Linked DNA regions of Homo sapiens: all the other regions are linked to region 2. A link is an interaction called in ENCODE POLR2A ChIA-PET data of the cell type or tissue named here. Cell type or tissue: PC-3. All regions are shown on one strand. Each heading gives the region's core, and the rest is flanking DNA. Links, peaks and the distances in the headings are about the cores only. Region 1 overlaps DAAM1 (dishevelled associated activator of morphogenesis 1). Region 2 overlaps DAAM1 (dishevelled associated activator of morphogenesis 1). Region 3 has its middle 8.0 kb from the start of LINC01500.

Region 1 (10,633 bases), core at 54-8,053, 120 kb before region 2:
AAGCCTTCCTTCCTGCCAGGTCAGAGTGCTCTCTAAATACCTTTGACTGGGCTGCAGTCATAGAACTTCTAGGAGGTGGAATTGGTCAATTAATCATCCTCTCACCTGAGCTTCCATGCGAGCTCGACGTTCTTCTTCCTCCTTTTTCTTTCTCATATTTTCGTTTTCTTGTTTGGCTTCTGACACAGCTTGAAGAAATTGATCAAAAATGCCAAAGAACTCATCTGGTTGTATTTTGCCAGCCTCTTCCCCAAAGTGCTTCACTGCTTTAGTAAACTAGGAAAAAGATGGTTTTAAGAAGTCAATGTTTCATGAGAATTCCACAATCAAATATAAATAACTTGAGAAAGACCAAAGCCCAGATTGAGTCAAACGTAAGTTTTGTTTGCTCATTTATTTTTATTTCTTTCTTTCTTTTGGAGATGGAGTTTCGCCATCACCCAGGCTGGAGTGCAGTGGCATGATCCCAGCTCACTGCAACCTCTGTCTCTCGGGTTCAAGCGATTCTCCAGCCTCAACCTCCCAAGTAGCTGGGATTACAGGCACAAACCACCATGCCTGGCTAATTTTTGTATTTTTAGTAGAGTCAGGATTTTGCCATGTTGGCCGGGCTGGTCTCAACTTCTGACCTCAGGTGATCTGCCCACCTTGGCCTCCCAAAGTGCTGGGATTACAGGTTTCAGCCACCACACCCGGCAGTTTTTTTTTGTTGTTTTGTTTTAAGAGATGGGGTCTTACATGTTGCCCAGGCTGGAATGCATATGTTATTAGTTTTTTTTTTTTTTAATAGATGGGGTCTTACATGTTACCCAGGTTGGAGTTTAGTGGCTATTCAGAGGTATGATCACAGCAAAATACAGCCAAAAACTCCTGGGCAATCCTTCCTCTTAAGCCTCACGAGTAGCTGGGACTATAGGCATGTGCCGCTGCACCCGGCTGAGTCAAATATAACTGATGGATTTTAGTGAGCCTATATTTATCTTCAGCTGCTGAACATGTCTATTAATCATTTCTAAAGTAAAAATTGTAATACTCCTCAGCTTTTGAAACCATTTATTCCTGTCTACCTCATTTGAGCTTAACATGTATGATGACCTCCTATGACTTTTTATTAACTAAACAGTAGTAAAAACAAAATATTGTAGGGTATAGCACCCTAGACATAAAACTAATAGCAAACTCAGCAGGGGGAGGGAAACTTGTACTTTTAACTTGTCTTTGAAGTAGTTTAATATCATTTACTGGTGCCATATGGTCAATATAGAAAGCAAATGGGAGCCAGTGCCTCTTAGCTGCTTTTCCCAATCACAAATAATGCTGCTATTGTTAAGATATTTTCAGGGTCTCAGTGAGAAAACAGCAACTGAGTATGGAATCTTTAATGCAACCCAAAGTGTATGACTGAGAATACAATTTTATTCCAAATTCTTTGCTTTAGAACCCCTTTCAATGCCAATCTTTAAAAAAAATTTTTTTTTAAAAAGATATGGGGTATTGCAATGTTACATTGCCCAGGCTGGACTCAAACACCTAGGCACAAGTGATCCTGCCACAGCCTCCTGAGTAGCTGGGACTATAGGTACATGCCACCATGCCCCAGTGTCAATCTTTTTAAATGGCCAAAATGCAAAATACCAAGAAATTTTTAAAGTTAAATAAAAATATATGTATACAGTAACAATAGTATATCCAGTCTCTTTTTAGTTCTTCCAGGGGTTATCTCCATAACTCAAGATAGTATGTTTTCAATAGTCTTAGCATTATTATAACTACCCAAATAATATTCAATGTCAAATTGTTTGTTAAAATTATACTTCCTTCTGTAAGGATCTAATGTTATTACTCCTAAGCTACTAAGGATAGTGTTCCTAGCTTCAAAGTCAAATACATTTTTCCCTACGCCCAATCAACTACTTAACATTTTCCAGATTTTAAGTTTTCTTCATATTTAGACCATGCTGTGTTTATGCAGTGCCCCCAAACAGCTTATAATTGGTTTTTTTATTGCTTTACTTGCCTTTGTTATATTGTTAGATTCTTCTGATATCTCAGTAATACCATCTACCTTAAATATTTTCAACATTTATTTTTAAATAAAACAAGTATTGGCTTATATTTATATATATTTTACAGTTACTATTTCATATCTTTAAACTTGTAACAAAAGTGTCCTTTTTACCATTTCTGTCTTCACTGAGGAGTTGTTTTCAATGTTTACTTATTTGGAAATATTCTATTAGAAAAGAGTTCTTTGGGCAAAAACATAACATTCTTCAGACGCCATATATAGTGTTCTAGCTTGCTCCATGGTTTTATATGCTAACTTATAAAAGTTCTGGTATGAACAAAATAGCAATAGCCAGTCTACAACTGGATTTCTAAAACATTCAAGTTCACATACTTCAAGCCATCCTGAGTGATCTTTTTATCAAGGAATTCTAGTGATCATGACGTCATGTATATCAAAATCTTAGAAATCTAAAGAAAACCAGGCCCAGATTAAAGTTCCACCCCCTACACACACACACCCCAGTCAGTGTGCAAGGGGAAAATTTACCAGGTCTTTATGTTCTGCTAGAAGATCTTCAACATCAGAGAAGCGCGATGCTGGCTACTGTGATGAACAAGCTGACAACAGCCAGTTCACACACAAAAATGTTTGAGCCCCTTGATGAAGTAGGTGCTATATTGCTCAGGTGGGATATCAGAACAGGGGGAGTCTCTTCCTTTATGAAGCACAAACTCTAAAGTGGTGAGGCATACATAAAACATGGATGGGGGCTTTCACAGTGGAGGTCTGAATGGTGGTTGCTGACATGAGTTGACTGATTTCCACTGTGGGATATCAGAGGTTGGACCTCTGACAGCAGCCATTTGAACATATATTGCCATTTATTTTATAAGGTTAGAAAGAAGGTTTAATGCTGAGATTAGCTAATGCATGTGAACAGCCTACTTTTGAACTTTAACTGGTATGTGTGTACATTTACATAAACAATCATCCATATCTACAACCAAACAGGTGACCAGAGAAAAATAACATCCATTTACAGAAGTTTCGAAACAAAAGACTCAGAGTGTTGTGGCAACTGAGAGATGGGTAGAGTAAAAGAACCAATGGGGTGGGGAAGAGTGTTAATATCATTTATAAAGAATGAGAAGAGGATAGAAAATGAGAGACTGTGTACCTGTCTTGTATATGAATGTGAATGCATTTTGGAAGAGGAAACAACCTGAGATAGAGAGGAGTGAGGTGAAGCTGAGGGAGCTAAGAGGTGGTGGTTATTAACCAACAAAAATTTCTCTTCCAAGGGAACACAAAATGTGAAATAGCAGAAATCATAAAAATAAATGTCTTACTGAAAAAAAAAAAAACCTCTTGTAATGAGACTGTGAATTAAAATGCATCTCTTTTAGCGAGTTCTGCTGGAGATTTATACAGGTAGTATCCTGTCCTCCAAGGCTGTATCTCAGATGAGCATATTACAACATAGAGGTAATTTAGGCACATGGCTTTAGTAACACCTGATTGCACATTTGATGCTGCCCCTGGTTTTCATCATCTACTCTTTTCTGGTTCCCAGAGATAAGTACTTCAAGCCAGTTTCAACCAAGAGAAAACTGTCAAAGTATTTGCTGGTCTTATACCATTCAGAGCCTTCAAGGTCTTGCTAACCTAAAGGCAACATAGGCCAGTCAGACAAAAAGGGTGTGTTCAGATTAATCACAGTCTTGGAAATGAAAATACACCTATGTCATGCAAAACAATGGAATCTGGAAAGTAATTATCTACTACTTTATTTCCTGCACCACGAAGTTTGGATCTCACTCCTGCTATTTCCCGTACAGAATAATAACTGAAAGTATCACACTGAAGCCCAGCCCGGTCAAACAACACTCAGTGCACAAGGGGGAAACTTACCAGGTCTTTAGCTTCTGCTAGAAGGTCTTCAACATCAGAGAAGCTGAAGCTGGCTACTGTGATGAACTGGCTGACAACAGACACAAACTTATCTCCGGGCTGTGGGGGCTGAGACTTCTGATATTCCAGCTCCTTAAACACAGGAAATGAATAATGTCAATGCAGGCTTCAAATACAGACATGAGACACACCTCGTCTCATATTTCACATGCCTTAAATTTAATAAATCAGAATGGCAAACACATCAAAACTTGTTCTAAAACATTTTGTTATACTCTAGTGCCCCTGCCCTTCCTCCCACCATGCCAAAGCCATGCCCATGTGCACACGCATATTTGCAAATAGCAATTTACCAACAATCTAAGTACTTGATCTATGTGATTTCTCTTTCAGGCTTTAGAAAGCAAGCAGATTTGCATTTGGATAAAATTAATAGAAGTTAAACAAATAATGGGGGCAAACTGAATTTTAAGGGTTTGTGAGTGAAAACAAGAGACTCTGCTTGTCAATATTCCATGCTTAGAATTGTGGTGCCTTGATTTTTTTCTTTCCCTCTCAGCCAAGTCTATTTACTTCTTAAACTGTGGGATATGGGTAGTAGAATTTTGGCTGTAGCATTTGGCACCATAATGTACCATTTTTCTCTTGTCCATACCATATTGGTTTTTGTGAACAGGCCTGTAGGGGAATTAGTCTCTTGTTAATTATCCATATTTCCATTATCACAGCAATGAACGCAGATGATTCAAATCTAATGTTAATGGTTAATTTAATCATTGCCAGATGCACATTCTTATTTAAAGTTCACAACATCCCTATGAGTGAGGGATCACTATTCCCATTATACAAACATATAAATTAAGGTTTGGAGGGCTATATTACTTGCCCTGAAGTAGTGCTGACCAGTGACAGAGCCAGAATTTGAACTCAGGCCTGCCTGACTCCAGAGTCTTGGTAATAACTATGTTGTATACCAATTGACTTAAACTGGATTCTCCCTTATTTTCTTGCATTGGCAGAGATCTTCACAAGCAGGAGCGTAGTCATCACAGTTTATCAGTTCTGACTCAGCTCTACCACTGATTTGGTTCTTAACCATGGCATGTTGCTCTGGGCCTCAGTTTATTGATTTTTTTTTTTTTTTTTGTAAGAGGGCAACATCCACATCATCACTACACTCAAATGAAATAACGGAAGTGAAAACTCATCAATTATGGAGCTGGCACTGATTGGAAGAAATTGCCATGATTCCAGTACTTTAGCTTGGAAAGTGAGTGTATCTGTGTTCAGTGTGGGGACGGGAAAGGCATTTGAAAGTGTTTCATTAATGTATAATTTCATAAATATTCATCTTTGATACCTTCAAACAATATAATTAATTTGTGTAAAGCACAATTAGAACACATATATATTTGGCCAGGCGAAGCTCTGCCCCCACTATTTTCTTACAATACTACGTCACCTCCAAGGGTAGGGGAGGCTTCTATAGCCCCTCTCCTATAAAAAGTGTGATGCAGTGTATATGACCCAAGGGATAGAGTGATTTCAGCAAAACTATCCTTTAATAAAGCAACAACACAAAATTTCCCCAGAAGCCTCCACCCCAGGCCTTGCTCTGACCTGGCTCAGAAGCAGGGGTCAGAGCCAGGCTTTAGGGCCATCATAATGACCATGGACCCTCTGGGGCTGGGAGAAAAAGTTCAATCAGTAGAATTTTTTTTTTAATACTGCCCCCTACTCCCTACATTAAAAAAAAAAAAAAAGGAAAAAAACCTCACATGCTCCTTAATTTATTGAAAAAAAAATTAGACATTGTGACTTTAATTTTTATTAGAGGTATGTCTTTAATTAATTCAACTACTTTCTATGGCAGTTTTGTGATTCAAAAACGAAAAGAAGGGAGAGTCCTCACAGCATTACTGATAAATGATCTGAAGGATACTTATGAGAGGCACCTTTCCAAGCTGCCTGCAAATCCGTCTCCTTCACCCAGAGCAGGCCCAAGCTATGGCTGCTTTGAGCACAGACACCAGGGACGCTACTCTGCCAGCCTGTTCTCATCCCTGCCCCCTCTCTCGCTGGCAGCTGCATCTGCAGAGTACCCGCAGGGCACTGTGCCAACAGGCACGTTTCATCCTACCAGGTCCAGTCTGCCAGCCTGACTGGTTTTCCTTCCTCAGAGGCCTGGGCCCAGGTTGTCTTGTATGCCTGGGATAACCTCCCTCTATGCACCTAAGTTTACCCTACCCTCTTAAGCCATAGCTCAAACAACTTCTTTTCCAAAAGAGAAGCTTCCTCCAATAGGGGCCAATTGTTCCTCATGCCTCCAAAGCACCCTCAACCCGCTGCTTCCTTAAGGCACCTCCGTAATCACTCTGCTTATCTGGATGCGGCCAGGCTGAGGGAAGTGGCTGCTCCGATTATTGCAACACCTGGAGGACAAGGATTCTGAGTCATCGTGACCCTCAGCTAGAGCATGTACTACACTGTCTGCTTAGTAAATACTCCCCAAAGGACCAAGTCAAAAACAACTGAGAAGTTCTACAGAGAAGTTCTACTGCTCTACCGAAAGTGAACACCATATATTAGCAGCACTTGGAAACTGAGAGCGTCCCTGAAGATCATCTAGCCCAGCCCACTCATCCTGATGAATCCTGCCTTACAGATAAATTGGTGGCACACTAGGTCCAGTTTCCAGTTCCTGCTGCAGTGACTTATCCACGACCCCTGCTGCCTGCAATCAAGTTGCCAGGCTGAACATAACCTGCCTTTGCTTCTTGTGGTGGTGGTTCTTATTTTTTAATCAATAAATGTTTATCCCGGGCATACCACATGCCAACACAACCCATCTGCTGAAAACCACCAGCACTAGAGATAGTGAAGAGACCAGGAATTAGAACAACAACAAAAAAATACTCACTGTCTCTACTGCTTTCAAGCCACTTCTCAAGGTACTTATTTCTTTGTCCAGCTCAGTCATGCTGTTGTAAATAGCAATGTTTTAGCAATCAACATGTGACTTACACATATTAAATATAAGATGGGTTTAAATATTTCACGCTTGGAAGTCCATCCTATTTTAATTTAAATGTTTAAAATTCCCTTCCATGCTCAGATCTCAAAGAAAGACAACAGTATTTTAAACTCATGAAATGTAGGTATAAAATTATGTTTGTTTTCTGTAGCCAGCAGGTATATTTTACAGGTTAAAAATAGAATAGAAATATCTTCCATCTGTACAAAAATATTTTATGTTTCAAACTCAAAAAAATCTCACTTCAGCAAATTACTTCATGTAGAAATAAATCTCTTGCCATACTTGGCTCCCTTTGAAAACAGAAAGAAAACAAGTTCATCTGCAATCATGTTCACATTGTACTCTGTATAATCAGTGTTCTGCTTTTCACTAAGGCCCCAATAATATGACTATTACAAGGTAATGGCTTAAGTTGCAATCAAAAATGATTTTTCTTAAAGTTGTATTAACTAGTTTTTATTTTCATCTTTTTTTTAATAGAGAAAGGTTCTTGGGCTTCTCCCATACACAACACTTTCTATTTCATGGCTTTTAAACATTAGAGATTGAAACTTAATTCTCCCAGATAATTTACAACATATAAAGAAACTCACCAATACTTCATTTAATTTCATGCCTTATTTAGTATATTTCCACCAGATTCCATGAACAGAGGGAAAAAATGAGCCTGCTCATTATACTTTTCAAATTCACTGCAAAAAGATGCAGTTTATGTTTTAAAAAAAGAGCCAAAAGAGGGAGGGAAAAACAGCAAGGAAAATTGCCTGCTTCTCAGTCTCTGAAACGTGGTGTGAAGTTTGTGGTAAAAGTTTGGCAACTTTCCATTTTATTTTTAGTTTCTTCATTTGCATAAAGAATGCTTCCCATTAAAGAGCCGCCTTGGTTTCTGGGAGTATGTGTGCATATGTGAAAATTATTGCAATGTTCTGACACTTAGGTCTTCTATTTGCTTAGCCATGCATCTTTATTTAACTAAGGTGCTCCTACCTGTATTTAAAACACCTGCCCTTTAAAAGTATGAAAGTTAAAAATTGCATGCAGTATTCCAAAGAAGCTAGAACAAACATATATTCAAAACCTTGTAATACATTTGAGTGACTTGGATGAGATTCAAACTTTATTTCATACAATGATCAGGGGAAAACAAATAGAAGGACTGACTTCATGCAGTGCAAACTACCTCAATGGCTAACACACAATCCAAGTGATTTAAGAAACTAACACTCACTGTAAGTACTTACTTTACTTTCGCAGCTTGAGGAATATCTCGCAATTCTTCATTTAGATTGAGAACACTGGGGTACTTATTTTCCACAATAGTGATGAGATAGTGCAAAAGGGTAATGTTTCTACAATTGAAGAAGGGAAGAGTATTAAACATTCAAATTATTTTCATTTAAACTACATAAATATATGAATAGTTAATATCTGCATATGATTTATATGCTCAAATGGTAGAACCCACAATAATGCTATATTACCTGCATTAACTTCAAAATTTGGAGGATCATGTAAGGCAGGGATTCTCAAGAGACAGGAATAATGGGAGAGCCTCCATGGGGATTGCATAGATATATGTCAAAAAGCACACAATTTCTAAAAAGAGGATAAGAATTACATTTGTGGCCCATAATGAGCATCTTTCAAAATCTGGGTAATGTGATGGGTGATCTAAGTGAATCTGAACCACTGCCAGTGGAGACAAGCTCAAGTTTACCTTCCCAGTGGATCCACCCTAAAATGGGGTGTGCCCTGCAGGTTTATAACTAGTAGGCTTGGGTGGAGTGGAGTGGGGTGGGGTGGAGAGTGAGGGATGTTTATTCCACCGAAAAGGGCAGCTATTCTTAAGTCTAAAGTACAGAGCAGCAACTCACTGATGACAATTATTGATACTTTTTTTTTTTTTTTTGAGATGGGGTCTGTTGCCCAGGCTGGAGTGCAGTGGTGCAATCTCAGCTCACTGCAACCTCCGCCTCCTGGGTTCAAGTGATTATCCTGCCTCAGCCTCCCGAGTAGCTGGGATTACAGGCGCCAGCCACCATGCCCGGCTAATTTTCATGTTTTCAGTAGAGACAGGGTTTCACCATGTTGGTCAGGATGGTCCCCAACTCCTGACCTCAGGTGATCCACCCGCCTCGGCCTCCCAAAGTGCTGGGATTATAGGTGTGAGCCACCGTGTCTGGCCTACTGATAGTTTTTAATAAGGTTTCACCCAAAGGGTGGTCAGAAAGTTAGAAAGCCCCCTTTCTCTGGGCTGAACCTGGAAGTGGGCCATAACTGCCACCATGTGATATCCTAGCAGCCCTGAATCCACTTCCTAATTTAGCAACACTTCAGCTCCTAACTGCATAACTCTTAGTAGTTAAAACAGTTGGTTGTGCCAGCTCCCTCTCTGGTGGTGACAGGGCTGAACTCTGACTGACCTGGATGGAAAAGGCCAGCAAGTAGGATAACAGTATCTATTAGGCAACACTGTGTTGGTCTGATCCCATTGTCACTGACTGCTACGCATTACAATCACCTGGACTCCAGATGCCTGGGCTAACCCCAGAGATTCATTTAATTGGAATGAGGTGGAGTCAGGCATGGGCATTCTTTAAAACTCCCTGTTGATTTTATCAAGCAACCAGGATCAAGAACTACTTATCTGTTGAAGTTAGAATTAGGAGGGTAAAAATACATTCCTTTAAAAAACATTTCCATAATTTAGGCAGTTTGCTAATTCACAATGCTAAACCCCAGTATTCCAACTCACCTCTAACCAAAATGAATCAGAGTTTTCAAACAATTTTCTTTACCCTTGCATTTCATAGAAACAATGCAATCCTTAAATCCTTATTTTTCTCACAGTCTCTCAATAGTTAGAAAACAATTGCCCACCAAAGCAAAACAGTGGCCAACAATTTTGGCCACTTATTTTTCATATGTTCAGCTGCATCCTTCCATTTCATTTTTTTTTTTCTCTTTTGAGATGGAGTCTCGCTCTGTCACCCAGGCTGGAGTACAGTGGTGCGATCTGGGCTCACTGCAACCTCTGCCTTCTGGGTTCAAGCGATTCTCCTGCTCCAGCCTCCTGAGTAGCTGGGACTACAAGCGCATGACACCACGCCTGGATAACTTTTTCTATTTGTAGTAGAGACGAGGTTTCACCACGTTAGCCAGGATGGTCTCCATCTCCTGACCTCATGATCTTCCGGCCTCGGCCTCCCAAAGTGCTGGGATTACAGGTGTGAGCCACTGCACCCAGCCTCCATTTCAATTTTGCTCTTCACAGAACCTACCTGTCATCTGCCCATGTGATTCTTACCTAAGGGGTACAAGGAGTGAGCAAAATGCCAGCCACCATCACAAGAAAGAGTGAGGCTATTTTTTTCATTTTTTAAAAGAAATGCTTTGCTATTGAGAGACTTCTTACCTAAGGGGTACAAGGAGTGAGCAAAATGCCAGCCGCCATCACAAGGAAGAGTGAGCCTATTTTTTTCACTTTTTAAAAGAAATGCTTTGCTATTGACAGACATTTCAATTAATTGCATTAACCATACACATCTTTCTTGCTATAGAAAGGTTTAAAACCATGCCTGAGCTTCATTTGTTTGCGATCCAAATAATACCTCATTTGACTAAATGCAAATTCTTAAAAGAAGGAACAGCAACAGCCACACATTTGATTCTTC
Region 2 (10,633 bases), core at 1,081-9,080:
ATACGGGATGCATATACTTCCAGAATTGTTTCAAGTATTAACTGAAAGACAGCTGAGGTATTTAACCAAGTGCTTAGCACGCACAAGATGCTCAATAAATGTTAACTATTATTTCCATATGTACCTAAGTTTGTCTCTGTGGAATCTATATGGATTTTCAAGTGGCTAATGAACTCTCCTGAGTGCATGATGCAGGTGACAGTATCCTACTGAAAAAAGGATGTTTGCAAGCCTTCTCAATAACCCCATTAAAACTCTAAGTATACACCTCAATAACTCCTTAGTTGTTATATTGCCTCTTTCATTTAAAATTACAGCTTGCTTTTTGTGCATACTTGAAACCCATGCCCATAAATGCAGACGGTTTCACTGTCAGTATTTTACTCATTTGTACATCCACAAAAATAGTCCATTTAAAAGTTTTTCTATGTTAGCCAACAAATTTAAAAACTTCAATGTAATGTTAGATGCAAACTTCATGAAATACAGAGAGGAAGAATGTTCCCAAGGTTGCAGGGACCAGCTACAGGGATAACAATGGGACAAACTTTTAAACAATGATTTGTTTTGTTTTAAATTCTGTATGTTCCCAGATGTAATTTTAAGAGACTCTGTAGTTCACTAAAGCCGTTATGTCAGAAGTTCTTCAAACGGTCTCAGGGCCAGTTAGAAGAGAACATGGGGAGTTCTACTAATTTTTTCTTTTATTGGACTTTGTTTCAATTATAGTTCTATTGTGGATCAGAAATCATAGGGGTATCACAAATATACCCAAGAACAAGAGATTTTAGTATGTTCATAAATGAATGAAACTTACTACTTGGTACATTTTAAAGATGCAATCAAATATATTTAAAGTTTATATTTTTGTAAGACTGAATTCAATATAATTTCCAAAACTCTCCTCTACTTCCAGGTACTGTAAAAAAAAGTGCATATAAGCCACATTTTATCCTACTTAAGACACTGAATGTGTGGCTGCAGCAATTTTAAAGCTGGTTTCCAGTAATTTTCTCAAGTACATGCTCCTGAAGTTCTATCTTTAAAGGGTAAAATGTTTGGGGTCCTCCTTATCAGTGAATAAAAAAGTCATCACACTGTTTATGGAATAAAATGAAAAATGGTGACTGAATTTACAAGGGGAAAGAGATGGTCTTGAGAATGAGAATGAAGTTATGATTTTTATCAAGAAATATTATGAAATTGAGGTCTGAATGCTAACAATAGTCCTATAAGAACTCTAATTACTTCCTGAATACACTTCCCAAGTTTACTTAGTTGCAACCTAATTCCCTCAAATATGGCCACTTAATATTCATTACAGACAGCTGAAAAGGAAGTCAATGATTTTGAGAACAGCAAAATGATTAGCAGTTTCGTGGTATCTGTCCCAGTGAAATAAAATTGCCATTATTTTGGAAGCAAATATCCACTGGAAAAGAACAATGGATTTTTCTGAAATTGTTACAGACTTCTAGAACATAAGTACACAGGGCTCCCAGGACAAGGATGCCAATGGAACATGCCTATGAAGCTTTGGGAAAATACCTAAGATGCCAGGAATTTGTTCTGCTGTGTTAATAGGCTCCTTTGGCAATTGAATTACAAGTGACTTCCAGAATGACCTAGGAAGAACTGGGTAATGATGTCATTTCCAGGTAAGAGGAAGCCACACAAAAGTAGAGCCTTGAAGAAGTACAAAACTGAGGGATGGGCCAGGCGCGGTGGCTCACGCCTGTAATCCCAGCACTTTCGGAGGCCGAGGCAGACGGATCACGAGGTCAGGAGATCGAGACCATCCTGGCTAACACGGTGAAACCCCGTCTCTACCAAAAATACAAAAAATTAGCCGGGCGTGGTGGTGGGCGCCTGTAGTCCCAGCTACTTGGGAGGCTGAGGCAGGAGAATGGCGTGAACCCGGGAGGCAGGCGGAAGTTGCAGTGAGCCGAGATCGCACCACTGCACTCCAGCCTGGGCGACAGAGCGAGACTCCATCTCAAAACAAAACAAAAAAATGAGGGATGGACTCTCAGGAAAACAAAGGAGTTTCCTTTTAATCTGCACTTTAAACCTGCTTGCCCTATACAAAATAAAAATAATGCACAGACCTTGAGGATGGAGAAGGGGTAGAGGAAATTATAAGACTAGCAGCCAAGAACACAAAAGCACATGTGTTGAGTGTGTAAACTGGTCACATATATAATCTCTTTTCATTAAACAAAGCTAATCATCAACCAAAACAGAAATTACCAGCGGCGGCAAGAAAGAGTGTGTTTTCTCACTGGGGATTCCTCTCCATGTGCTAAATATCCTTGGGAAGTTATTCACATAGCTAAACAAACACTTCTGAAGCTGCAGGAGACAAACAATAAGCAAAGAAAGATCTTTACTGAATTTTAATTACTGTAAGTGGATTACTACACTCTTTACTTAAGCCTGAGTCAAACAAAACAAAACAAAACAAAACAAAACAAAACAAAACAAAACAAAACATCATTCCACAGTCATCAAGAGGGAAATGTGAAGGAAGCTGATACTACCCAACATGTCCTCTCCACCCAACTCTGTAATTTTCTAAATAATTAGGTGTGAACACTAATTGCTTTATTGGATAATTCAAGACAACTAAACACTAAAGAGACTGCCTCTCTTGCAAAATTTTTTCTAAGTGAAATAACATGGAAAGTTCTATTTTAAATTATTACTCCTACTCACTTACCAAGCCAGAGTATTTGGACAGAAGTTAATATTTAGACTTCAGATTCTGAGGAATATTGTTAAACAGGCAAAAGTCATCAGTGGCTAAATACGGGAAGCTTTCAATACAGTACTGCTTAAATGATTTAGGGTACACTCAATTAAAAAATCTTTTCTGGTATGTTAAAGGAGTAACAATATTAAATAACCATCCAAGTTGCACAACATGGTATATGATAAATGTAAAATGGATATACTTGTTTAAACATGCAAAGAAATTATTGAGCATGTGATAAAATAAGATACCAAAACCCATTAAGAGTGGCTCCTTCTAGAGAAGGAAATGGAAATTGCTTTCATTGTAATTCCTTGTTTTTTTTTTTTAACATGAGCTTGGATTACATTTTTTCTCCTTAATTATCAACCTGTCGCTGAAAGTTTAGAGTGGTTTAGCTATTATTTGTTTGTAAAACTAGTCTTTTTAAAAATTAAATTAACTTTCAACCAAGAAGGTGAAAAGCTTGTACACTGAAAACTAAAAAACATTTCTGAAAGTAATTAAAGAAGATACAAATAACATCCCATATTCATAGACTGGAAGACAATATTGTTACGATGACAACACTATCTAAAGCAATCTACAGATTGAAAGCAATCCCTATCAAAATCCCAACGGCATCTTTGGCAGAAACAGAAAAATCCATCCAGGAAGGCATATGGAATCTCAAGGATTTTGAATAGCCAAAACAATCTTGAAAAAGAAGAACAAAGCTGGAGGTCTTGTACTTTCTGATTTCAAAACAGTACAAAAGTACAGTAATCAAAACAGCATGGTACTAGCATAAAGACAGACATAGAGACCAATGGAATAGAACAGAGAGCCCAGAAACAAACTCTCAAATATATGATTAAATGATCTTTGACAAGGGAGACTAGACCATTTAATGGCGAAAGGGGTCTCTTCGACAAATGGTGCTGGGAAACCTGAATATCTGCATGCAAAAGAATGAGGCTGGACCCTTATCTTACATCATACATAAAAATTAACTTAAAATGGATTAAAGACTTAAACATAAGACCCCAAACTATAAAACTTATGAAAGAAAATATACATAAAAATTTTATGACATTGGATTTGAAAATTATTTCTGCTAAGGAATTAATATCCAGAACCCCTACAATCCAACAACAAAAAACCAAATAACTCCATTAAAAAATGAGCAAAGGACTTGACTAGACATTTCTCCAAAGATGACATACAAATGACCAACATGCGTATAAAAAGACACTCAGCATTACTAATCATTAGAGCAACGCAAGTCAAAACCACAATAATATATCTTCTCACATCCATTAAGATGACTACTATCAAAACAAAAAACCAGAAAATAACAAGCGTTGGCAAGGATGTGGAGAAACTGGAACCCTGTACAGTTGCTGGGATTATGAAGTGGAACAACCATTATGGAAAACAGTATGGTGGTTTCTCAAAAAATTAATAATATAATTCTGCATGCTCCAGCAACCATACTTCTGGGAATATATCCAAAAGAATTAAAAGCAGGGTTTTGAACAGATATTTGCATGCCCATGTTTATCACAGCATTATTCACAATAGCAGAGAGGTGGAAGGAACCCAAATGTCATCAATAGATAAATAAATAAAATGTGGTATATACATACAATGGGATATTATTCAGCCTTAAAAAGGAAGGAAAACTTGTCACATGCTACATGGGTAAATGTTGAAGACATTATGCTGAGTGAAATAAGCCAGACACAAAAAGACAAATACCGTATGATTCCATTTATATGAGGTATCTAAAGTACTCAAATACACAGAAACAAAGTAGAGTGGTGGTTACCAGGGGACAGGGGAGCAGGAAATGGGGAATTTTTGTTTAGTGGGTATGGAGTTTCAGTTTTGCAAGATGAAAAATTCTCAAGGTATGTTTCACAACAATGTGAATATGCTTTGAACTGTACACAGAAAAATGGCTAAATGGTAAATTTGAAAAATAATTTAAATAACTTTAATTTATCAACCCTCTTCAACATGCTAGGCACTTTCAATGCACTTTAAGTCCATTAATTATCTCAATTAATCAGAGATAAGCAATGAGTTCTTCAGCGTCTCATTTTGTCTTTCTAGAAACACAGGCCACTGTCAATGAATAGCTATGCTCTGAAAGTAATTAAAGAATGGTTTATAGAATGCTTTCATTTCTGCAATTTTCCACTTTACTACACTCAACTCTACAATTGTTAGTCCTCAAAATGAAAACAATCTGTTCAACTGTACAACACTAATATGAGCAATGACTTTCTTCTTTTAAATTTGTCATCAATTTACAATGGGGCGATGGGGGAAAAGCTACCAAACCATTCACTAGAGACAATTCTGTACATTAATGTCACCCCAATTCATTGCTTAGTGACAGAATGCCAGGTGCTCACTTTCACCTAAATGGTATAATTTAGAATTTTCTTAAATCCATTGTATTTTTTTTGCTACAGAAGTAGATATTACTATCCTTATCTTTAGAACATCTACTTGCTGGGTGGTGGCCCTAGGAATATTATATAAAAGACTAAAAGTGTCTAATTAGGTAATATTTTGTTGGATATTTATTAGAAAGTTTGACTCCACAGGAATAAATTCACTTGGTAATCTCAAGGTCCTGCTACTTAAAGGAAGATTCTAAAGCTACTGAAATAGCAATACATTGTATCCTGTCACATTCATGGCTTCTGACCCAAACTTAAACAAGCAAGCAATACAGTATTGAAAGTATAAATTACAAAAGGGCACCAAATGGAAACACAGCAGCTGATCACAAATGATAAAGGCAAAGGACATGAAAGTTAATGCCAAAATAAGAGGTGGTATGACATCAAAAGAGACCCCAAAATAACAAAGGGAGGAAAATTAGTCTTTGCATTTGAAGGATGCATTTGATCCACGTGAAGACACAGTAGAAAAAATGCTTAACTCCTATACATTCATTTCATGATTTCTACATACATCACCTTTCCCCTGGCCCCCCCGTCCTTTTCCCTTCCCTGAGATCATCAGTTATCTTACAGGTGCCACTTTCCATTCCACAAAAATTATCAACCAGGACAGCCAGTCTTCACTGGTTCTCCTCCTACTCATCACCAGCAAGCAGAGCTGTGACAAATGTTCTTGCTAACCTGGCTACTAGCCTTTATGGATACTCCTCTTAAAAACACTGCCCCACCTCACTGGGTAGTGTCACGTAAAAGCCAGTCCCTTTGTGGAAAAACATGCTGTTAACAACTGCACTTGCTCATACTGGAAAAGCAACCAGGACAGTGATGCCAGATACTTCACCAACCTAAATACACACACACACCACACGTACACATTCACACAGCTGTCAAACTGGTTTTTCCTCAAAAAGGTACAATTGACAGGCAGTTAAGAATCTCTCCCTGCCCCCAACACACACTCCCAGATTCACAATTCTGCATGTGTGTACTAATTTGTATATTTCCATTCATTCATTCAAGAAGGCAGTGGTGTCCACTCCCCTGTTCATTCTTGGTATATAAGGATGAACAAAAGAGATGTGTGCTTTGCCCTCACAGAGCTTATAATCAGTTCACATCCACATACACCCCCGGCTTCTCAAGCCATCTCAGCATTCCAGGAGCTATGTGAGAAAAGAAACAGCATGGGAGTGAGTGTATGTTGTAGAGGGGGTGGTCTGTTTTTCCATCTCATCTTCAACAAGCAAGAGTGAATATTCTGCTTGCTTCAAATAGTGTACTAGTCTGTTTTCTGGCTGCTGATAAAGACATAACCAAGACTGGGCAATTTATTAAAAAAAAAAAAATAGGTTTAGTGGACTCACAGTGCCACATAGCTGGGGAGGCCTCACAATCATGGCAGAAGATGAAAGGCATGTCTTACATGGTGGCGGGCAAGAGAGAATTAGAGAGCCAAGTGAAAGCGGAAATCACCCCCATGATTCAATTATCTCCCACTGGGACCCTCCCCCAACACATGGGAACTATGGGAGCTACAATTCAAGATGACATTTGAGTGGGGACACAGCCAAACCATATCAAATAGCAATTTAGTCTACCAGTAACTTCCATGTTCCCTTAAATAGGGAGCATCAAATAGAAAGAAGTAAAAGGAAGCAGAGGGTGATATCTGTGCTCTTGAGAAACAGGGACATACAGGTATCCCTGGGATGCTAATGTTTGGAACTTCAAACAAGATGCCAGATTTCCACTTCCATTCCATGAAGGACTAACTACTATAGGAATTGTTCTCCCACTACAAATAATTAATAAACAGGCAAAATATATGAAACAGCTGTATTCAGTCACTGGACAAAGGTACTACAGACCAGTGATTGCTGAGAGAAAGGAAACATCCAGTAAGGCAAACCCTAGGATTGCCCTTACTCCAGGCTGTTGTGCAGAAAGAGGAAATCCAAACCAAGTTCAAGGGTCTTGTTGAATTGAGGGATCAGAGATAAAAGTTCAGAGAATCAGAGGCAGCCATAGCTCTTGATATCTGTAAAGGAGTCACCTCAAATTATAGGCTGAGTACTGATCTGCACATGGATGTGGGGCTCACTCAGGGCTGGAAATGACTGGCATTTCCACCAGCCTGAGTAGAAGAACCTTGTAATACATAAACATCAGGAAGAGTATTCAAAAGGGTCCTAGACTCAGGCTGCTCTAGAAAAAGCTTAAAGGCAGTCTAAAAAGGATCTGTGCACCAGAACAAAGTCCAACACTCTTTAAAGAAAGTTCTTCAGGCAGAAAGAAATTGAGACCAAACAGAAATCTGGACCTACACAAAGCAGTGAAGAAAGCTGGAATGGCTGATCTGTCGGTAAATACAAAACCAGATACTGCCTGGACTCTGAATTTCCCTAGCCACTTACCTTTTGGATGTGCTTTTATAGGAATCCACCGATGACACTAACAAGGTCACAGCCCAGGATCAAAGTAGTTCCCAGCCCTACCACTAACTATCCCCCTAACTTTGGTGAGTCTCCTTAAAATCTCTGAGCTGCGGTGTCCTCAGAAAAATACCATCCCTTATTGTCATCACATTATATAATGAATATGAAAGTGCTTTGAACTTCAAGGATTCGTTCTTTCATCAAATATTTACTGAGTACCTTCTACATATATTTCTAGGCTCTATATTCTGGCAGCCCAATTTTCTCATCTGTAAAATGAAAATAATAATAGTACCCAGCGGCTGGGCACGGTGGCTCACACCTGTAATCCCAGCACTTTGGGAGGCCGAGGCAGATCACGAGGTCAAGAGATCGAGACCATCCTGGCTAACACGGTGAAACCCTGTTTCTACTAAAAATACAAAAAATTAGCCAGGCGTGGTGGCGGGTGCCTGTAGTCCCAGCTACTCAGGAGGCTTAGGCAGGAGAATGGCGTGAACCCGGGAGGCAGAGCTTGCAGTGAGCCGAGATCACGCCACTGCACTCCAGCCTGGGGGATAGAGCGAGACTCTGTCTCAAAGAATAATAATAATAGTACCCAGCACACAGCGTTTTTGTTCAGATTAAATAAATATCTGTAAAGTACAAATAATAATGTCTGGCCATAGTAAGCTCTTCTATAAGAGATCAGTCACTGTCCAGGGGATGGAGTGACTTGATTGGCAAAGCCAATGCTATGTGCCCATCTCTGGTTGTGACATGTGCCCATGTCTGTTGTTGTTGTTGTTACTATTATTATTATTCTACCCCTGCTGCTGCTTCTAACACTGCTACTAGGCATATAATAATGGAAAAGACCAATTTGGTTCTTGCCTTTAGAGAGATTATATTTGAGATCTATCATAAAGAAAATAAAGCTTTTGGGATAATTTGTTAAATTTTTTCCTGAGAAAATGTGGGATAGCTGGAAAAAAATATTACTAGTCTAAAGGAAAACCTAGGCTCTAGTCCCAACTCTGTTCCTCTTAGTAGCTCTGTGACTTTAGTTAAGATACATAGCCTGTTTGAACCTGTTTATCCTTAAAGAGGCAGGATGAGAATCTTCAAGGTCTCTTCCAGTTTTAACACCTAATGAAATAAAAGATAATCCATTTTAGAAGCACATTGTTCCTGCCTTGATTTGAGCAATTTAATCCTTACAGCATCATATCCTTGTATAGGTAACAACAAATTTTGAGGAAGAGGGGGAAAAAAAAGAGAGAGAGAGAGAGACAGTTTGTGATTTAAGAAAGCCAGAAGAAATAAGCCCCGGATCTAGGATTAGTATAAAAGTCTACACGTAACTCCCAAGTCTAGAACGAAGGTCACATGATTTATCCCTCTTAAAAAGAGTGTCATAGCCCAATTGTTTCTATCCAGTGCTGAGTAAACCAATTTGATCTTTGATAAGTTAAATAATATAATTAGAAGACACAGGGAAGCTCTTCCTTCTGCTTCCGATGTTTGAATTGGGTGCAGTAGAGCAGAATTAAGGAGCAAAATGGCAGTACACAATAGAAGTTCCTCATGCAGAAGAAATAACAAGAAATATGTAAACAGCTAGTTTCTTCTACCCTTTGTTTATACTAGCATGCACCACAACTGGTAAGCTATCAACTACAAACACAAAAGCTCCCACAAAGTAATTAGTTCAAACTTTAAAAAACACAGATAATTTTAGCCAAGTCTCAAAAACCAATGTTTTCCTTTTCACTCTACTTAATTCGGAAAGAGGTCCCACTGGAAGAAATAGGAAGTATCTGAACCATATGGCTGATGTTCCAAAAATAGTTGTGAAAGGACCTTTTCTAAAGTTTTCCCAACACTTTGCAGAAGACAAGCCAGACCTTGCAGAATTTTATAAAGTAAAAATCCCCTAGTAATTTTATTGGAGAGAACATATTGTATAACAATAACTCAAAAAAATGTTTTTCCTCTACATACATACAAAATGCAGTATATGATTTCAGGAAGTTCTCATTCCGCCTGCAGTACACCACAGGCCTCAGCAGAAGCACACTGAGATTAAAGTAATACACAACCATAACATACTGAAGACATCTTTGAAGCACATATGCATGTACACACATATACACACACACAGTAAAATATTACAGCCAGCTGTATCTGTCTTTGGGAACTCTGATCACTAGCTCTAATGGACATGTCTCTTACCTATTTGCCTACTTCGCATACCTATGGGAACTAGTCCATCTCCTTCACCATGTGATTCAGTAAAGTGGTTAACCAAATGGTTCTGCCTCTCCATCCAGAGATGGACACATGGCATTGGCTTCGCCAATCAAGTCACTCCATCCCCTGGACAGTGACTGATCTAGGGATGGCACACAACACAAAGACGACCAGAGATCTTTATGTGGCTGGATGCCGCAGATGAGAGGGTGCCTCTTTTTTGCCTGGAATCATGACATATAAGCACCATATAATACCAGAAATTTACAATAGTTGCTTTTTCCACCATGTGTCAGAAGCTACCCCAAAATGAAGCCAGCATAGATAAAAGCAGAACTGAGAGATGGGACAAGGGAGATGGGGAGTGAGGAGGTTTTGATGACATCATTTAACTACTAGATATACTGGGCCTCAGTCAAATACCCCTTGAACTTTCCATTGAGTGATTCAATGAACTTTTTTCCCCTTTAAGCCAATTCCAATGGGATTTCTGTCCCATAAAGATTTGAAGAACCCTGATTCATGGTCCACTTGACTAAATGAGATGGGAACTAACATTTACTGAGCACCTCTCCAAGGTCAGAGACTATGTGGGACCTTCAGCAAGCATCATTTCAGCTAATTTGTATATGCGTGATAGGAAGATATCATAGTTTTACAATAAAGAAAGATCTCGAGAGATGAAGTAATAATAAAAATCCATAGAACTGGGGGCGGTCAGCAAGGACATAAACCCTACCTGTCTCATCTCAAGC
Region 3 (10,633 bases), core at 932-8,931, 430 kb after region 2:
TCACCCACCATTCTCCTGCCTCAGCCTCCCGAGTAGCTGAGACTACAGGCACACTCCACCACGCCCGGCTAATTTTTGTATTTTTAGTAGAGACGGGGTTTCACCGTGTTAGCCAGGATGGTCTCAATCTCCTGACCTCGTGATCCACGTGCCTCAGCCTCCCAAAGTGCTGGGATTACAGGCGTGAGCCACCGCGCCCGGCCCATATTAAATCTTGAAACTTGACCAAAATATTCCATTTTTGAACAGAAATAAAAAGACATACAGCAGGAAGCTGGCAGAAAAAAAAAAGATTTTGGATCTATACAGCTAGAATGCACCATTGAGAATTACATTCAGTTGTTTGAATCGCTGGTGCTATGAATATGCTCCACAACCTCAATAAGCTTAGAAAGAATGCAGGTCAAAAATCTCTGCCAGTCCTCAAGCCCCGACTTCCAATTTTGAGACCATCTAAAGAGAGAATGATAAATATCTGCACACATCGTGGGTTGCATCACAGGAGAGGGATCCTGCTCTGAGGAAGCCCACAATTTTCACAATGGATAGCATCAGCATATCTGCCTTTTTCTTCAGAGGAAGATACTATCTTTATTAGATTAGATTCGAAGCATGCCTGCCCTTTGCTCAAGAGAGAGACAGTAACTTCAGGCTTATCTCTAAACACATATTCTTGAAAAGACAATATATCTGCTATCTGTAGGCAGTGTCTTTGCTCACAAGACATGCAGAAACATGAGAGACCCATAGAAAATTGTCACCCACCAATGTAACAAGACAATGTATACAAAAGCTTCTCAAGTCATCCTTTTGGGAAAGAAAATGCCATGCAAAAAAACAAAAACAAAAAAAACCAAAAATCTCTTAAGATTGTGCAACCTGTATATCAAGGCTTCATTTTGCCCACCATAACTTGCCATTGCCTGAAGCCAGGCTGATCACTGTGGGAGCCAGCACTAACAATTTACTGAATGTCAGCTTCCCCAAGCCAGAAAATGCCCCTTCTGATCTGCCAGATGGTTTGGGGCCTGATGCTTGGCATCCTCACAGCTGCCGCAGTCGTGTTCCTTGGAGTGGGTGAGTGATACCTTGGATAATGAAAAATGATTGGTAATTTCTTTTACCTGAAGCCTATTCTCTATCAACATGCTGTGAAGAATCAGAAGTCTGCCTATTTCCAACCCACTCTACAATTGAGCCATTGTAGTGGAAAAAGCATCACAGTTCTGACTGGGAGTTTCCCTAGGAAACCCTGGCTTGTAGGATTCCAGAGAGATGACAGTAGGAACTATGAAGAAGAGGCAGATCTCGCAACCTGCCCTGCTGCTCCTTGCTTGGAAGTAGAAGGTTGCCAGACAAGGATGGTCTGTGGCTAAACTGTCCTATAGGATTCCTGTTTCAAAGCCCTGCCCTTTTTCAAGGGGCCTCCTTCCCTTATTACATTCTGCAGTCTATCTCTTCAGGATCCATTCTTTTTTTTTTTTTTTTAAGACAGAGTCTCACTCTGTCGCCCAGGCTGGAGTGCAATGGCAGGATCTCGGCTCACTGCAACCTCCACCTCCCAGGTTCAAGCGATTCTCCTGCCTCAGCCTCCAGAGTAGCTGGGATTACAGGTGCACACCACCATGCCCAGCTAATTTTTGTATTTTTAGTAGAGACGGTGTTTCACCATGTTGGTCAGGCTGGTCTCGAACTCCTGACCTCATGATCCACCCACCTCAGCCTCTGAAAGTGCTGGAATTACAGGTGTGAGCCACCTTGCCCAGCCAGGATCCATTCTTACATGAGCATCAGATACCAAACAAATTTTGTCTTTGTGTGGTTTTAGGCAATCTCTGGTTGGAGGAAGAAGACTTGATTTTTAAATTTATTCTAATGGAGAAATAAGTCACTTACCAAACATTTGCATAGCATTTGCCATGTGCCAGGCACTGTTCGAAGTGCTTGACATATATTTACCCATTCAGTTGAGGTCATTGTCCTCACATTATAAATTAGGAACTACGGATATATTAAGTAACTTGTCTAAGGTGACACAAATAAGTGGCACAGCTAGGATTTAAACCCAGGCAGTCCTGTGACAGAGTCTGGGCTCTTAGCCACTACCCAAGAAAGCTTGTGGGAGAAGAGAGTATTACCCCCATAGACAGATGGCTCCACCCTATCAGCTGAACATAACAGTACTTATTGGTAAATTAGTGGCTTTTTCATGTGTAGTAGGGAGCAAAACTGAGTTAATTTAGACTAAGTGAAAGCTAACCCCAGCTAAAAGGCAGATAGTCAACTATTCTTTCAGAGCATAGATAAGGCAACAAAAGTCACCCATCTAAAGTGATAAGCACAAAGATCCCTTAAAAATAAACAATTAATAAGATAAGGCTGAGTTTTATTTTTTCAAATATTTCAAAGCACATCCCCTGAAACAATGACAAATGACATCTCCATCAAGCTCATGGTAATTGAAGCTCAGAGCTCATAAGTCATCGTCAAGAGGCCAATATGGCATCTTGCACCTGGCACATTTCCTTCTGAAGGGACAGCTGCAGGGCATCTGTCCTTCCCATTTCAAAGGCAGGACACCCCTCATCTCTCAGAAATTATCTGAAAAGAGCTATCCTAGATTCAGGGTTCAGGGACAATCATATGACGCTAGCATCATCTCACTCTGGAGAATCAGACTTACCAATTCCCAATTGTATTTCCTTGTTTTCCTAGAATGATTATTTGAAACCTTTCTCTGCCACCTTTACACCGTGCTCCTAAACATCTAGAGCTAAAAAGTAACTCGAGGAAAGTAATCAAAAGCTGTGTTGCTAATTCTTATGTAACCATAGCATGTATGCAGCTTGCAACCCCCTCAACAGTTTACTGTCCATAAAATTACATTTTTTAGTTTCATTTATCATTTGTGGTCTATTCTGCATTTATCTGGCAACAGATAAAGAACCTTGTGATTGCCCAGACCCTACCATCACTTTCTTCACACACACACACACACACACACACACACACACACACACACACATTTAAAATCACAGAAATCAGACCAGGTATGGTGGCTCACACCTGTAATCCCAGCACTTTGGGAGGCTGAGGCCAGTGGATCACTTAGTGTCAAGAGCTCAAGACTAGCCTGGCCAACATGGTGAAACCCCGTCTCTACTAAAAATACAAAAAATTAGCCAGGCATGGTGGCCCATGCCTGCAATCCCAGCTACTTGGGAGGCTGAAGCAGGAGAATCGCTTGAACCTGGGAGGTGGAGGTTGGAGTGAGCCAAGATGGCACCACTGCACTCCAGTAGGTGACATAGCAAGACTCTGTCTCAAAAATGTAAAAATTAAAATAAGACTGGAAGCGGTGGCTCACACCTGTAATCCTAGCACTTTGGGAGGCTGAGGCAGGTGGATCACCTGAGGTGAGGAGTTCAAGACCAGTCTGGCCAACATGGTGAAACCTCAACTCTACAAAAATACAAAAATTAGCCGGCCATGATGATGGGTTGCAGTGAGCCAAGATCATGCCGTTGCACTCCAGCCTGGGTGACAGAGTCAGACTCCATCTCAAAAAAAAAAAAAATTTAAAATTAAATAAAATCACAGAAATCAAAGAGACCTTATAGATAATTCAGTTTACCCTGCTCTTGAGGTCCTGAGAAATTTTTATATCTAGTTGATCATTATATTAGTTAGGGCCCTTAGTTGCAAGCAACAGAACTTCACCTCAAATTAGTATAAGCAAAAGGGAGAATAATCACTACAAAGATACAGGGGTACCTCAAGGAACCCAAGGACAGAAATATAGCCAGGCATCAGAACCAGATGGAACTGGGGTTCAAGCCTTGTCCGGAGCCTTGCTGCCTCTTTCCTCTACTCTAGCTGCTCTACTGCGCTTGGCTCTCTTTCCTTCTCAACCCACTTCCTTAACTTCCTCATGAATTCCAAAGATTCCAAGGAATAGACTCACTGACCTAGTCTAGTTCAGGTGCCCATCCTTGAAAAAATTACCTACAGACCAGGAACCGGCCACATGGTGACTGCTTCCCCAGCAACAATATAGTTAAGAGGAAAATTCTCAGAAAATGTATTTGGGACAAGATATTCCAAATGAATACACATACACTCCTCAATCTTAGTTGAGTTGCCTTTTCTGCTTCATCTCTTATCTCACTTTTTGCAAATTAATAATATAAATATATTTAGAATCTCATTCTACAATGTTTTTGTTCATGATTATTATTTGTTGAGGGCCTTTTATGTAGCTTAACAACTACATCATTTCATTTAATCTTCACAATAGCTTGGGGGAAAAAAAGGTAATATTAGCTCCATTTTACAGATCCAAAAACCGAGTCTCAGAAAAGCAGAGTGGATAAGAGCCCAAATCTAGTAACTAAGAATTGAAAAGGAGGAAGATGAGCATGAGCACATGAACGAAGAGTGTAGTAGTAGAGGGAAATGAATGAAATCTCAACCCTAAGCTTGAAGAGAAGAAAAGTGCACGCGCAGATGAAACAGAAGTTCAAGACACCAAAATTCATTTACTCATATGAAAGAGAAAGACAGAACTGGGCTAATTTTAAGAACCTGAAGGCAAGGCCAGCTTATAGAATTTAAGAGTACTAGTCAAAGTTTCCAGGCCCCCCAACAGCAAGCAATTTTCAGTTATTCCACTGTTATTTATAATTGACTCGATGGCATAGAGGTCTACAGGTATCTTTTAGAGAAAGTATATAATTATTACAGTCAAAATTAAAAGTTGGAAGTCAATTGGCCATGTTTATCTTTGTATACATTTGGATTGTAGAAAAATTAAACAGGGGTTAACCCAAAAAGATGCATAAGCCATACACTGCTCACTTTGATGCCATCCTGGGCACCTTGGCACTGCAGGCCACTTGTCTTGGAGATGCCTATGCCTCCCCAATAGCAAAAGTTCTGTCACCACTAGAGTAGGTGAAACTGGGACCAGGCCCATGATGGACCAAAGGCTACTCCAGTCCCCAGGTAACCATGTGCTTCTTGGTGGCTGTCCCTGGGCATTCCAACAGAGCAAGAATTCCCAACATCCATTAGGCAATTTACCAAAAGGGGCAGAGGGGAGATTAAGAATCCAGTTTAACCATGTTGCCCCGTATCTCATTTATAGCAGCAACCTTGGAAGGTAGATATTTTCATTTCCACCTTATAGATAAAAAGTCTGAAGCTTAGAACAGTTAAATTACTTGGGCAAGGTCACCAAGGAAGCACACAGAGGCAGATCTGCCCAACTCCACAGCCATGGTCTGTCCACACCGCAGGCTCTCTCTGGGGGACTGTGTCTCCACCAGCAGGACAGCCCTGCCTCAGCCTCACTGTTCCCACCCAGACCGTCCTCTGCTGGGGGAGTGAAGGAGGGTCTTCTCAGGCCTTCCTGTTCTCAGTGGCAGAGAGCAAATTAGGAAGCAGAAGCAGAACACTCTAGAAAACTACTTTTTCTGAGGCCAACCCTCCACTCTCAGTCTTACGTGAACACTTCCTATTCCTAATGCTGCAAACAGAGGCCAGCCCCTCCCTTCAGATCCTACCTTTTGCCCTCATTTACAGTACTTTCTACTCCCCTCACTTCCTCTCTTCCCCTGTATCTCTCTCATCCCTTTTACAGCCTAAGCCTGTTTCTCTGCGCCACCACACCTTACCCCAGCCTCCTCTGATGATGAAATGGAAGCAACCACAGATGAGTGGTACCAACTGTAGTATTTCTGACTTACCATCCCACTCCCTCCACTTTAGTGCCTATGCCTTCCTCCCCTTTATACTTCATGATTGTCTCTCATGTATTTTGTCCTTTATTTTCTTTAACTTAGCTCTTTCCATCCTTTCCCCATTTTATTGCTCCAATGACATTCATGCTGTACTGATTCTGGGGCTTGCTCTCACCCTCCTCCACCCCCTTCCCTGCATCCAAGGCAAACCCACCCAAACCCACACAGCCAACAGCACCGGATGGACTGTGCACACTTGGGTTGTCATTTACACTCTTTCTCCAGCCCATGGTGCTGTCCCTACTCTTGCCGCAGCCTGGCCCACATGAAGGCTGGTGCCTGCAATGCTCTGTGAGGATAAACAATAGTGACAAAAGAAAAAGTGGAACAGAGTACATAAATATTTATATATCCAAATATAATCCAGAAACACATATATGTATTTTTTAAAATCAACTTTAAAAATTAAAGAACATGTTGAATATCATGAGACTTCTGTTTCTAAATGTTCATTTCCTCCATAAAGAAATTAAAAATATTAAAATTACAATGACACTAAGGGACCTATCTTGTTCGCTGAGAATTGTGGGCTTTTTTATTCTTTCCTCCCCCAAAAATAAAAATAAAAATCTAGCAATTCTAAGTCTCCAATAACTTCCTTTTTGAACAGGTTTCTCTTTTTATAAATTAATTCTATAGACACATGGTTCTACTGTAATCAATGTCCAAGTAGAAAATAAGTACCATATTCAGAAGCAGCTGCAGTGTGGGAAAGGACAGGGAATCTGACTCCCTCCCTGACTTCACAGATAAAAGCTGTGGTTCAGTGCAGACTGCACTATGAAAGATCTCCCCATTTTAAGTAGAGTTGATATATGAAAAATTTGGATTTTCCAAGTAAACGAATTATTTGGTCATACTTCACTTTACAAAGGTTTCACACACACACACACACACAAATTCTTTAAAAATCTGCCAACCTCAAGAAGTTAAAGCAGTACTCAATTTATCACATATTCATCTGCATGCAACTTCTCTGGACCGAAACAACTCCTGTAAGAGAAGTATACCTACAAGCAAAACATGAATTAAGAAACCCAAAGCACTGATTCATATGAAAGAGAAAGAAAAAAATTGTTAGCTGCTTGGAAAAACTCACAAACAAAACCAGCCTTGTAGATAGTAGAATTTAAAGGGTGTTGATCAACATTCCCAGGCCTCAAATTATCCATCACATCACCATTTATTTCATCATTATTTCTCTTTAGCCTAGAGTCCTCAAGATGTCTGCCCAATAAGCACATTCCTTAATTCCTTGGTTTCTCCACTTTTTAATGTTACAAACCTCTTTAAGATTCTGATTTAAAATCCCTCCTAAAATATTCCCACCTTCCAGAAATACACCAAATTTTGTGAAATTTTTTGAAAGGTGGGTCAGTCCACCTGCCTTAAGCTAAGGTCATAATAATCACTTAGCAGGGAACTGACAGCAAGCTGAGAACAAATATCGAACAGAAGGCAGGCCCTAAATTCATGGCATTGAATAAGAGGAAAGAATTCAATGAATCAACTCCTTCTTTACAATGCTACAGACCACCATCCCAAGTTGGAAGAACCCATCCTGAGAGTTCTGAAAATTGTGGTTTTGGGGGTGAAGGTAGCAGGAGCTGAGAGCTGTCTTAGAAAAGAACTTAAACAACATTGAAGTGAGTGGAGATCAATGCCTTGAAAATCCTTTAGAATGAAATTCTGCCATCTTGTTATGATTTCTTAAATTATACATTCTCAGACAGTGAATATCCAAGATGTGGCCAGAGCTATTTAGAAACACTTCAGAGCATGTGAGCATAATTTCATACTACATTATAAGGAATTCTTACAAAATTACATGATTCATCTTCTGAACTCAAAGCCATTTTAAAACAGGAAAAGTGCTCTGAAACTGTAAAGCCCGATTATTTGGCTTTCTTGTAACAAAGGCTTCTGAAATTAAGAATATGCTTTAAGACTACATTCATTGGCCAAAATAGATAGTTTGCAATTTAAACAAGAGGAGTTTTGTCTCAAATGGCTGACTTGGCTAAGCATAACATTCTTTTCATCACTTTCTTTTCTACCCAGTGTTTTTCTATCTTAAGGACATTAATGTCTCCTAAATTTTCCTTCAGGTTTTCTTCCCAGGGAATCTACTTAAGAAATGTTAAATCCCAAAAGCTATTTCTTGAAAATAAACTTTTTTTTTTTTTTTTTTGAGACAGAGTCTTGCTCTGTCGCCCAGGCTGGAGTGCAGTGGCGCGATCTTGGCTCCTTGCAACCTCCACCTCCCAGGTTCAAGCGATTCCCCTGCCTCAGCCTCCTGAGTAACTGGGACTACAGGTGCAAGCTGCCACCATGCCCAGCTAAATTTTTAAAATATTTTAGTAGAGACAGGGTTTCACCATGTTGGCCGGGATGGTCTAGATCTCCTGACCTCGTGATCCGCCCGCCTTGGCCTCTCAAAGTGCTGAGATTACAGGCGTGAGCCACTGCGCCCCACCGAAAACAAACTTTTTTATTAGAAAACAGGCTATTGGAAAGCTGGTCCAATTTTAGACTTCATCTGTGTTATAAGGAAAAACTATTCTTATTCCTGCTTTAAGCTAAGATCAGGATGCAGCATTCACCTGGGAAATCCAGAAGCCCTCCTTAAGGAAATTAGCTCAGCCCTCCTGGCCAAGGACTCACAATACATGGAGGAAAGAACTAAGTATCCAAGATGGACCACATGTGTCAGACAAGGGCAAAGGTATATTATCCATTAATTCAGGAATATTCCAGTGGCACTCGGACTGCCCCAGGGATTGCCATCCTGTTTGGCTGAGCTCTGCAGTTCCAGAGGCATAGCAGGCCTCTGCTGGTGGCCCCTTGGCAGACAGGGCAGAGTGCTGTGGCCCCAAGTTGCTCTGGGCACTACGGTTCTCCTGCGGGGGAGGGGGCTCGCCGCCTCTGTGTTACACTTTGCTGGATGGGTCCCTAAACAGTATGTCACTGAGCCCTAATTTGTCACAGAACATAATGGCATGATTTTTACTTGCAGCTCTCTCTCTCCTCCAGGCCCAAACATGCTTCCAGGAGCTAAGCTATGATTCCAGTCTCATAACAGCCCTAGGGCTAGACTCAGTCTTTCTCTTTCCCTCTGACAAGTAAGGCTTTGATAGAAAAGTCCTTGCTCCCTAGGGGTATTTCTCACAAGATCTCCTTAGCCCCTGCAAACAGACAGGGCAACCCATTGCTGTGAATACAAGTAAGCCTCAGCTGAGGTCCTCACTACAGTAGGCGGCTACTCAAACATTCCCTTGGAGGTGATCTGACATTACCTATGAAATAAAATCATCTTAATTGGAGCAACAAACATGTCTCACGTGATAAAGAACAAAGAGATTTTGATTCAGGAGACAGAAGACCACCAGAGCAAGCAAATAGGGGAAGGCAAGGAGAACAGAAAAGGAAAAACCCAAAGAGGAAATATGGGGCAATGGGCTTGTGCTAGCACAGGGCTTCCCAGTGATGTAGCTGGCAAGGGTCAGAAGCAGCTTTTCATTCCTCGCAATGATACATTGATCACCACCAGTTAGACCAAGACCCAGCCTCCACTCCAAAGCACTTTGCACGAAGTGTGCATAAATGCTCTGTGACCTGCTTGTGACTGTAATCTAGGAAAGCCAGGAGAGGAGTAATGACAGGGTAAAGAAAATTCATTATGCTATTTACCCCCTCAGGCTCAAAGCTCCGGCTATTGGATTTCGCTGATCATAACAGGCTGTTGTGCGGTGTTGGGGATGGCTGCAGCCTGCCAACATTTGGACGTTTCTGTGGGTTTAATTATTCTCTAGTAATAACTTCTCCCTATTTCTATGAAGAACAGATGAGCAGCAATACTAGCCCAGGGTCCTGTGTACTATGCAGGAGACAGATACAGCTTTTTGCAAACACAGTTTATGAATGTCATATCTACATTTTGATGTACTCACTGTAAAGTTGTAATACCAATAATAACGGTCTTTCCATTACAGATATTTAAATAAATTCTTTCCATGTGAAGCAGAAGTAATTATTATCAATATTTGGGTGAACCAGAATGCTGGTGACAGCTCCAACAGCTGCATTCAGCCTTGGCTCAGTAACAAAACACAGAAAGTTCCCCAGTGAGAAACAAGGCAGGGTTTGATAAATTCCATTCAGCTCTTCAGTTACAGATTATTAAAAGATGAATTATAAAATTGGCACAATAATAGCCATGCACATTCTTTCTGGCCAGCATCATCCCCAAGGCTCTGATAATCACAGTGGAATCTTTAAATCAGAGGACAATTCAGGTCTAACTCAAACAGACAGTGTTTGTAAAGCTGCCATGCACCATTAGCACATGTACTTCCCTAAGCAATTGTTCGATTACTTATCACAGACAGCCACATGCGGTTGCTGATGGGACAAAGATAGCACAAGATGGCATAAGGGTCTGAGCATCACCTTTTTCTGGTCCATGGGACAGGACTCAGGAGATGGAGGCAGGCAGACAATGCTTTCAACATTTTTAAGCAGAGGCCTTGGACTGAGGACAGTGTCCTGCATGCTTTCCTCACCAGACAAAGGGTTTTGGCAGTATGTTCTTGTGGATTCTAAGTGGAATTCAGCAAAATATATGTAATCTATTAGGACACTGAGTATTTCCAGTACAATATACTAAATATCTGTTCCCTTTCAGATTGCCTGTATTAGAGTTCTCTGCAGAAACGAAACCAATCATATCTAATGTTATATGTATATATATCACACATACATATAGAACATATACATATATGTTCATATATATCATATACATATATTTAGAAAGAAAAAGAGAGACAAGTATA

What was found. ChIA-PET counts read pairs that join two places held together with the same protein. Peaks named below come from ENCODE experiments on the same cell type or tissue, not always from the same donor. Only the 100,000 strongest peaks of a DNase experiment are listed, where the experiment ranks them.
Region 1: POLR2A ChIA-PET joins it to region 2 with 7 read pairs; 1 of 35 experiments calls an interaction of 5 or more read pairs at or near these places.
Region 3: POLR2A ChIA-PET joins it to region 2 with 9 read pairs; 1 of 35 experiments calls an interaction of 5 or more read pairs at or near these places.

The regions. Positions count from the first base shown.
Region 1 is chr14:59,357,072-59,367,704 of GRCh38, reverse strand. DAAM1 (dishevelled associated activator of morphogenesis 1) reads right to left here. Exons shown (of 25, transcript NM_001270520.2): 21 at 8,201-8,308; 22 at 6,843-6,903; 23 at 3,923-4,054; 24 at 106-276. Among named protein-coding and RNA genes, the nearest start is that of GPR135, 100 kb to the left of the region's middle. In PC-3, for the core only: CTCF peaks have their summits at 5,729, 5,951 and 6,723; DNase peaks (open chromatin) are centred at 3,714, 4,054, 4,974 and 6,334; H3K4me3 peaks cover 3,220 bases; H3K27ac peaks cover 4,592 bases.
Region 2 is chr14:59,240,167-59,250,799 of GRCh38, reverse strand. The region is part of intron 1 of DAAM1 (dishevelled associated activator of morphogenesis 1); the gene reads right to left. Among named protein-coding and RNA genes, the nearest start is that of DAAM1, 57 kb to the right of the region's middle. RefSeq lists a silencer at 10,250-10,329. In PC-3, for the core only: no CTCF peak of the experiment used is centred there; DNase peaks (open chromatin) are centred at 3,999 and 6,029; H3K4me3 peaks cover 353 bases; H3K27ac peaks cover 2,636 bases.
Region 3 is chr14:58,814,929-58,825,561 of GRCh38, reverse strand. No RefSeq gene overlaps it. Among named protein-coding and RNA genes, the nearest start is that of LINC01500, 8.0 kb to the left of the region's middle. In PC-3, for the core only: no CTCF peak of the experiment used is centred there; a DNase peak (open chromatin) is centred at 3,961; H3K27me3 peaks cover 4,045 bases.